3 separate regions of the Homo sapiens genome follow, and regions 1 and 3 are each linked to region 2. A link is a contact called in ENCODE Hi-C or POLR2A ChIA-PET data. All regions are on one chromosome and are shown on one strand. The core of a region is the stretch at or near the end of the contact, and the rest is flanking DNA. Distances in the headings are between cores, read along the strand shown.

Region 1 (2,700 bases), core at 24-2,523, 66 kb after region 2:
CCTCCTCGCCTCCCCTCCACCCCGGTCCCTCATCCCCGCTCTACCCCCAACACACAAACACTGCATCCTCCAGTTCACCCTCGCAGCCCCGAGGCTTCTTCCTTAGGGATGCCCCTAGTCTGTAATCTCCCCTTCTTCTTGCCCGTCAGGCACAGAGCCCCCAATCCTCAGCTATTTCTTTCCAGGAGTAACTCACTCACCCATTCCTCTTCCCGGCTCTGCATCCCCAGAGACTAACCCGAGTCAAGAATCCCCCACGTACATCCCAACCACTCCCCGAAAGTCAAAACTCTTAACTTCCCTGGAGGGCGCTTCAGAAGAGGGGCGCAGGATGGGTAGAGATGTGGGTTCGGCCTGCCCGAGAGTGTCGCAGACCCTTTCAGTTCCCAGCGGTAGGAATTCCGCCTCCCAAGTTTTCCAAGCTACATTGGCTTCGGACTTGTAAGTCCACTTCAGTCTCAATTCCTGGGGAGCAGGTAGCCGTGTGCAGCTCCGGGGAAGGGATGCGGGCTGAAGGCGCAAGCTTCCCTCCCACTCCCCCCGCAAGTCGGCGCGGGGACCACCCACCCCCTGGAAGGATTCCTAGCCTAGCCCCAGCACCCTCCCCTCAGTCAGGACCCTCGACAGCTCTGGCCCCCTAAGTCTCTCTCGACTACTCCTGGGCTGGGGGAGGGCTGCGAGGGATCCCCGGGTCGCCGTCTTTGCTCCCATCACGCAGCTCTGGGTCTCCTCCAGGCCTTCCCTCCTCTACTTCGTGACTTCCCCGGGTCCCTTTTTCCCTGGTGGTGCCGGCTGACCTTCTGGGTTGTGGGATGGGGGAGAAAACTCCCCAAGAGTAACTCCAAATCGTCCCTTCTACCGGAGGGGAGGAAAGAAGGAGACTGGCCTCGTCCCACAACTTTGGGGTGGGGGATCCCCCAGTCAACTCTCTCCCGCGGACGGGCAGCTCCTGCACCAAGCCCCATTCCCAGCGCTTGCCTACCTCGGGGTCCACACAAACCTCACGGGTCCCCGGCGGCGGAGTCACATCGTGGTTCCGATTCTGGCTCCAGCGCCCAGCCCCGGTCCCCGTCGCGGTGCTGCTCCCCGCCGGCCCCACAGCAGCGGTGGGTGTCTCATTAAAGCCCCCCGAGCAGGAGGTGGAGGGGCGCACCGGGCTGGCTCCTCTGTCCGGCCCGGGAGCCCGAGGCGCTACGGGGTGCGCGGGACAGCGAGCGGGCGGGTGCGCCCGGGCGCGGCGGCGGCAGCGTCGGGGACCCGGAGCTCCAGGCTGCGCCTTGCGCCCGGGTCAGACATTATTTAGCTCTTCGGTTGAGCTTCGATTGGTCAAACGGCGCCGCCCCCCCCCCCCCGCCCCCCGCCCCCCGCTCCCCGCTCGCCCGCGCTACCGATACCCGTTCGAGGCGGCCGCTTAAAGGGAACGCCGCGTCTTTTCCTCGCGCGGGGAACCGAGGGGCGCCCGGAACTCCCCGCTCCCCCGGGGCCTGTCCTCACCTCCTCCCCTAGGGCCCCGCGACATCGCCCTGCGAGTCCTGCGCCCTCCTGGGGCGCCTTGGACAGGACGCCCGCGGCTTCGAGGGGTGTTCCAGCCCCAGCCTCAGCCCCGGGGAACCCCGCGTCCCGCGCCCTCTGCAGAAACCCCGGCTGTGGGCGCTGGGGCGGGAGGGAGCGAGTGAGAATCGCACGCCCCGAGGTCTCGCTCCCCTAGCTTTCAACTCTCCCCTTCCTCCCCATCCCAGCACCCAAGTTCTCTGGGAGAGGGCGTGCGTTTCCCGGGCCACAGACACACCTTCCCGCACCTTCCTGCACTACGGAGCTTGCGAACGCGAGCACACAATGAAATCGCACAGAGCATGGGGGCTATTGGTTTACTCTGCTGCCTTAAACACGCCGGCTTAAACAGAGTTCGCGCACTGACCTCTCTAGAGTTTGCCTAATAGGAATTCAATCAAGATAATAACAGCATTTTTTATTGATGAACGCCCCCAGATAACGTTACACCAAGTTACTTGTTCCAGCCAGGAAGCCCAGGCAATGACAGACCTCGCTAAAGCCACACGCTTTCTAGCCGACCAAACAGAAAAACGGAAAGAGAAAGAAAGAAAACAAACCCACCTTTTCAGTCACTACTTGTCAAAGTAACCATCAAGGCAGCTGCTCCGGGAAAGACTTCGGCCCCAAAACTCCCACACTCTATTATTTTTTCACGTTCCCTTCGCTTAATTAAAGGGGGGAGGGGGCGCGAGTCTTTGGTGCCCGGTATGTACTCCTTCTGTTCTGCAGCAAAGAAGTTAAATTATTGATAGTGGAAATTGCATGGCGGAGGTAATACTCGCACCCCATCAGCGAGAAGCTCCATTTGATCTCGGCAGAGGCAGGGAGATTTCATGCTAGTTCGCCGGGGGGAGCGGCAGCGAGAGCAGCCCTCTCCGCGGTGAATGGGAAAGTGGGTGGGAGTCCACGAGAGGGCTCCACGGTGCCTTGACGTGCGCTGTCATATGATACCTCCGCTGCCTCGAAATAGACACTCTAGTGCACGAATTACCAGAATCAAAATTCAGCGCATTTAAAATGATACATCTTTTATTAGAAGAGTTCCGTTCCAGGGCATTGCATGCTTTTGCAGATGTTTTCACTTCCAGCCCCAGCAAACACACGTATAAGCTAACCCTTTTAATAACGAACCAGGGCAGCCAAGAT
Region 2 (2,700 bases), core at 98-2,597:
GGGACTGATGTGTAAAAGAATGCCTGGATGTCAGGCACCTCAGACCATTTGCCTATTTTATGACAAGAATTATTTAGATCTTGTAGGATGGAAAAAGTCAAAGTGCCATTTTCTGGCTATTTGGAACTGCTGTTGAGTTTGTATTGGGGTCAGGCGGCATTGCAGAAGAAAATAAGGCATTTAGGTTTTATGTCAGGTGTGAGTTGAAGAGGTTTTAAGTTTTTGAGAACACAGGCCAAGGGAGTAGAAGGAGGAATGGAGGGTGGAAGGTTGCCTATAGTGAAGGAAGCAAGCCTAGAGAAGAGAGTAGAGAAACAGAGGGAAGAGGTTTGGGGGTTCTTACCTTCCAGAAAAGTGGAAAAAGGGGTTGGGGCACAGAGATAAGGGGTTGGGGCACGGAAATAAGGGATGGGGCACAGAAATAAGGGATGGGGCATGGAAATAAGGGATGAGGCGTGGAAATAAGGGGTAGGGGCACAGAAATAAGGGGTCGGGGCACAGAAATAAGGGATTGGGGTGCAGAGATACGAGGTTGGGGTACTTGCCCCTCCTCTAGAAAAGTGGGACTTGCCACTAAGAGTGAAGGAGAAGGGGTTGAAGGGTACTTGCCCCTCCCCCAGAAAAGCGGGACTTGCCGCTAAGGGTGAAGGAGAAGGGGTTGAGGGGTACTTGCCCCTCCCCCAGAAAAGCAGAGAAGGGGTAGAGACAAGGAGAGAAGGGGTTGGGGTACTTGCCCCTTTCCCAGAAAAGCGGGACCTGCCGCTAAGGGTGAAGGACCAAGGCAGGCATCCCTGCATGGTCTGACACCTTTGAAACGTGGGTGAATAATCAGGCGTCCCTGCAATGATTAAACACCAAGGGAAGGCTGCCTTCCCAGTCCGTGACCGGTGCTGGAGTTTTGGATCCACAGATAAAACGTGTCTCCTTTGTCTCTCCCAGAAAATGAAAGGAATTGAAATTAAGAGAAGGGAGAGATTGAAGAGTGGAAAGGAGAAAGTGGTTGAGGGACAGTGAGAGAGGTTGGAGAAGAGAGTAAGAAGAGGCCGCTTACCTGATTTAAAATTGGTGAGATGTTCGTTGGGCTGGTCGGTCTGAGGACCTGAGGTCGTAGGTGGATCTTTCTCACGGAGCAAAGAACAGGAGGACAGGGGATTGATCTCCCAAGGGAGGACCCCCGATCCGAGTCACGGCACCAAATTTCATGTGTGTCCGTGTGAAGAGACCACCAAACAGGCTTTGTGTGAGCAATAAAGCTTTTAATCACCTGGGTGCAGGTGGGCTGAGTCTGAAAAGAGAGTCAGCAAAGGGAGATAGGGGTGGGGCAATTTATAGGATTTGGGTAGGTAAGGGAAAATTACAGTCAAAGGGGGGTTGTTCTCTGGCAGGCAGGAGTGGGGGTCGCAAGGTGCTCAGTGGGGGTGCTTTTTGAGCCAGGATGAGCCAGGAAAAGGACTTTCACAAGGTAATGTCATCACTTAAGGCAAGGACTGGCCATTTACACTTCTTTTGTGGTGGAATGTCATCAGTTAAGGTGGGGCAGGGCATATTCACTTCTTTTGTGATTCTTCAGTTACTTCAGGCCATCTGGGCGTATATGTGCAAGTCACAGGGGATGTGATGGCTTGGCTTGGGCTCAGAGGCCTGGCAATTATTAGCCTCATTTCACATGAGGACACCAGGGTTAGGGGGCGGGCTGGACCAAGATCTATGTGGAGAGCAGAGTTCAACCCAAAATGCATGCTTTTTATCACTATATTTAGAGATAGACACACCTGGTTTCAATCCTTGAGGTTGCCACTAGCTATGTGATTTTTGAATAATCATTCTGAATCTTAGTTTCCACATCTGTAAATGAAGATAAAAATACCTTTCCAATTAAAAATGATTTTAAACTAGGCAACTTAGGCAAATTATTCTTTTCCTTCATGTACCTGGGCTTTCCCGCCTCATCTAAGCACACTTGTTCTTTCTAATGCTCCCTGACTGTAACCAAAACCTCCAGAGCCCTTCATCCATCCTCTGATTGCCATGAATTGCCAACATCAGATAAATAGTTTAAAAAGTGGCAAGAAAGTAGGATTTCAAGTCAGAAGACTTGGATTTGAATCTTGCTTCAGCTTTGTATTAATTGTTATCATTCTGAATCATAGTTTCCCCATCTGAAAAATAAGATGTGGAGTTGTTATTATTGGTGGTGGTCTGTTCTAAGCATTAAATGAAGAAATGCATGTCAAACCTTCTGAAAACTCAGACACCAAACACTTGGAAAGGAGTCTGTTACAGTCTCACCAATGCACCACAATGTAGCAGTCTCTCCTTGTGAGGTATCACCCAAGACCAAGAGAATTAAGGAGTATGGACCCAAAGGGTGAGGTCGGAGTGAAAGTTTAATAAGTGAATGAAGAAAGCTCTCTGTTGCAGAAAGGGGACCTGGAAGAGGATTGCTGTTTTTCACAGTTGAATGCAAAGGCTTTTATAGGAAACTGATGAGGGCTGGGCATTTTGTTTGCATAAGGCATGTTTTTCTGGTAGCTCCACCCCATCCTCCTAAGGTGCATGTGGGCCCTTAGCTTGAGTTACCCATATTGCTTTGTTGCCCTTATTATGCATGTGTCAGGGGATGAAATTTTCCACTGCTGGCATGTCTGGGCAAGTCACCTGTGTAGCCTTTCTTATCTGTGCAGCTGTGGGCATGTCTTA
Region 3 (2,700 bases), core at 186-2,685, 110 kb before region 2:
GGATTTTTAATCTGAACCACTGGAGGAATTGGAAGAATAGAGTTGCCTTTAGGTGAGATGGGGAGGACTGAGATCAATAAATTTTGGAGAAGCAGAGATCAGTAGTTTGAATTTTGGATTTGTTAAGTTTGAGTTTTCCATTAAACGAACAGACGAAAACCACAAACAACAACAAAAAAATGAAGATAGCTTCTGATAGCAACATGTGTCATGAAGAAAAGAAAATAGCCATAGAGTGACTGAGGAGGAGTTTCTTAGACAAGCTTGTCAGTGAAAGCGTCTCTGAAGAAGGGGCATTTGAACTGAGTCCTGAATGATGAAATGAGGCCAGCCAAACAAAAATCTGGAAGAAAATCATTTTTAGTTAGAGGGTACTACAAAGATAAAAGCTTGGAGGCAGGAATATCTGAGAGACAGAAAAGCGGCCAATGTGTCTGAAGTGGGTAAGATGGAGAAGCAGATAGGGACCAGTCATACAGTGCCTTGTCAGTCACAGTGAAGGAGTTTGGATGCTATTTTATGCACTGAAGGAAGCCTTTGGGAGGTTTTAAGCTAGACGTAGCATGATCTGATTTATGTATTACAAAGAAAACTCTGGCTCCTGGATGGCGCATGGATTTGTATTATACTAATTATTATTGCTATTATTATTACAGGAGACAAAAGTAGAAGCAAGGAGAGCAATTAGAAGCTTTTACACTAACTGGGCAATACATTATGGTTCTTTCCACTACACAGCTCTTCTTCTCTTGCCTCTAAGTCTTTTCTTGATTTCAACGAATTCCTGGAGTGAGAGAATGTGTATTCTTAGTCTCTGTGCCCTCTGACATGCCCAGCACTATGTCCTGCCCACAGCAGAAGGCTCAGTACTTATTTTTGAGTGAATTATATGGCTCTTCTCATCAAGGCTGAGGAGCACATTTTTAAAAAATATATATTTGTATTTTTTGTACATAGCATATTGTCTGTCCCATAGTTAAGACTCAATGAATGTCTGTTGGAGTGGGGCAAGACCTCACTTCAGATAACCAGTTTACTGAGAGAGATCCTTGGATAGGCAGAGGCAGCAAAGAGGGTTTGGGCCTTGCTAGCATGGAGGGTAGGAGGAAGGCAGGGAAGGTGGAGCATGTTGAGAGAAGAGAGGTGGATAAAGTCACCCAGCTCTGAGCAGGCCAAGGGTAGATTTGGTCTATATTTTAATTTAAGGCTGGCCTGGTTTCATTGATGGTGATATGATCCCTATGTGTGGGAATAGGTGAAATGGTTTGATCACAATGGGACCATAATCCATTACCCAAAGCCTTCATTAAGGAGATAATTCTGTTCAGCCTCACACATAGCCAGGCCTACAGGAATTTGCCATCCAGCACCAATACTGATGCTACAAGTCCCAGCAAACACAGGATGGCAGGCCAAATTCAAGCTTTCTGGCACTCCTCCTCTTCTGGCTGAGCCCGATGTCCTCAGGCCTAATCTCAGGCTGGCAGAGAGTTAAGTGCTGGGCTGAGTCTGTGCTTTGCTGCATGTGCTGGACTTGCATTTGATTCTGTCCAAAAGAGGTCTGTGGACCAGAGGGATGACATTTGGCACCAAGAAAGTAACCCAGGTGTCTGTCTCTTTTTCAGTCCCAAAGCCTTATTCTTTTCCCTCAAGTCTATGCAATCGTTTGGAATCCATCACTCATCACCTAGAGGTTTCAGTGCCTTTAGATTAGGGTTCTGCACCCATAGCTGATGATCCACTGGACTACCACACTTGGCACCTGAACAGAGCCAACAGGACTGGTTACAAATTCGTTGTTAATTACTGTGTGTAATTACACTAGACCCAAGGTTGGAGGGAGACACCCTACTCTGTTGTTGTCTTATATACGAATTCTGTATAATTTTTTAAAAGCCCACCATTTTTACTTTCTAATTAGGATATGGGGATTTGGGGCAGCAACCTTTGTTATTTAATCATGCTTTTTCTGGGGAGGGGAGGAGAGGAAAATATTTTCCTTTTTCTATCAACAATTGCTCTCTTTTCCGCATTAAGAGGGTGGAAACTTGGTTCCTCCCTCATCCCCTTTAGGCAAAGAGTCCATGGCTCAGATTCATAAAGGTTGTTGATTTTGACTTTGGGTTGCCCTACTCTGTTTTTCCCCACCTTTCATGCTAACTAACACAATACATAAGTCTTCCTAGCCAGCACTCCCTAAGGGTGGGGTAGAAACACAGCCCATTAAAAAAATTTTTTTTAAAGCTTTGAGTAATCTCCTTTTTATATTCACCCAAATGAACCAGGTTGGTGGCATATTCTCCTTTGTTTTTACATCTGAGACGTACTTAAAGTTTAAATAGTGCCAGAATGAATCACATTGCTTGTGTTCTTATACCCAGCTGCAAATCATGCCAGGCTCAAGCCCAGGAACACAAGATTGCATGCACGCAGAGAGGGTCACTGCTGTCTTATCTACTCCTGCTCTGCTAAAAAATTGCATTTATTTATTTATTTGTTTTTGAGATGGAGTCTTGCTCTGTTGCCCAGGCTGGAGTGGCAGTGGCATGATTTCAGCTCACTGCAACCTCTGCCTCCTGGGTTCAAGCAATTCTCCTGCCTCAGTCTCCCAAGTAGCTGGGACTACAGGGGGCCTGCCACCATGCCTGGCTAATTTTTTTGTATTTTTAGTAAAGACGGGTTTTCACCATGTTGGCCGGG

Evidence for each region. A loop is a pair of places that touch in the nucleus more often than their neighbours do. ChIA-PET counts read pairs that join two places held with the same protein, here RNA polymerase II (POLR2A). Pooled maps may share reads with other maps.
Region 1: POLR2A ChIA-PET joins it to region 2 with 26 read pairs in H1. The contact joins the promoter of BDNF here to the promoter of LINC00678 in region 2. A Hi-C loop is called at or near these places in 4 of 168 maps with a recorded cell type or tissue (Right ventricle myocardium inferior, gastrocnemius medialis, heart right ventricle and 1 more) and 3 of 50 pooled maps. POLR2A ChIA-PET finds 5 or more read pairs at or near these places in 3 of 52 experiments (H1 and WTC11).
Region 3: a map of Right ventricle myocardium inferior shows a loop between it and region 2 (4-fold over the local background). The contact joins the enhancer-like site here to the promoter of LINC00678 in region 2. A Hi-C loop is called at or near these places in 9 of 168 maps with a recorded cell type or tissue (Right ventricle myocardium inferior, cardiac septum, heart left ventricle and 2 more) and 7 of 50 pooled maps. POLR2A ChIA-PET finds 5 or more read pairs at or near these places in 2 of 52 experiments (H1 and endothelial cell of umbilical vein).

The regions. Positions count from the first base shown.
Region 1 is chr11:27,699,182-27,701,881 of GRCh38, forward strand. It overlaps BDNF (brain derived neurotrophic factor), which reads right to left and starts at 1,274. Exons shown (of 2, transcript NM_001709.5): 1 at 983-1,274.
Region 2 is chr11:27,633,280-27,635,979 of GRCh38, forward strand. It overlaps LINC00678 (long intergenic non-protein coding RNA 678), which reads right to left and starts at 1,348. Exons shown (of 4, transcript NR_102708.1): 1 at 1,052-1,348. All of the region lies in intron 2 of BDNF-AS (BDNF antisense RNA), which reads left to right. RefSeq lists enhancers at 385-1,274, 1,275-2,164, 2,423-2,700.
Region 3 is chr11:27,524,559-27,527,258 of GRCh38, forward strand. All of the region lies in intron 1 of BDNF-AS (BDNF antisense RNA), which reads left to right. Among named protein-coding and RNA genes, the nearest start is that of MIR8087, 11 kb to the left of the region's middle. Within about 2 kb of position 1,436, at least 2 of the 41 ENCODE cell types and tissues checked have a DNase peak (open chromatin) inside an H3K27ac peak, as active enhancers do; they include heart right ventricle, where a contact is called at or near this core.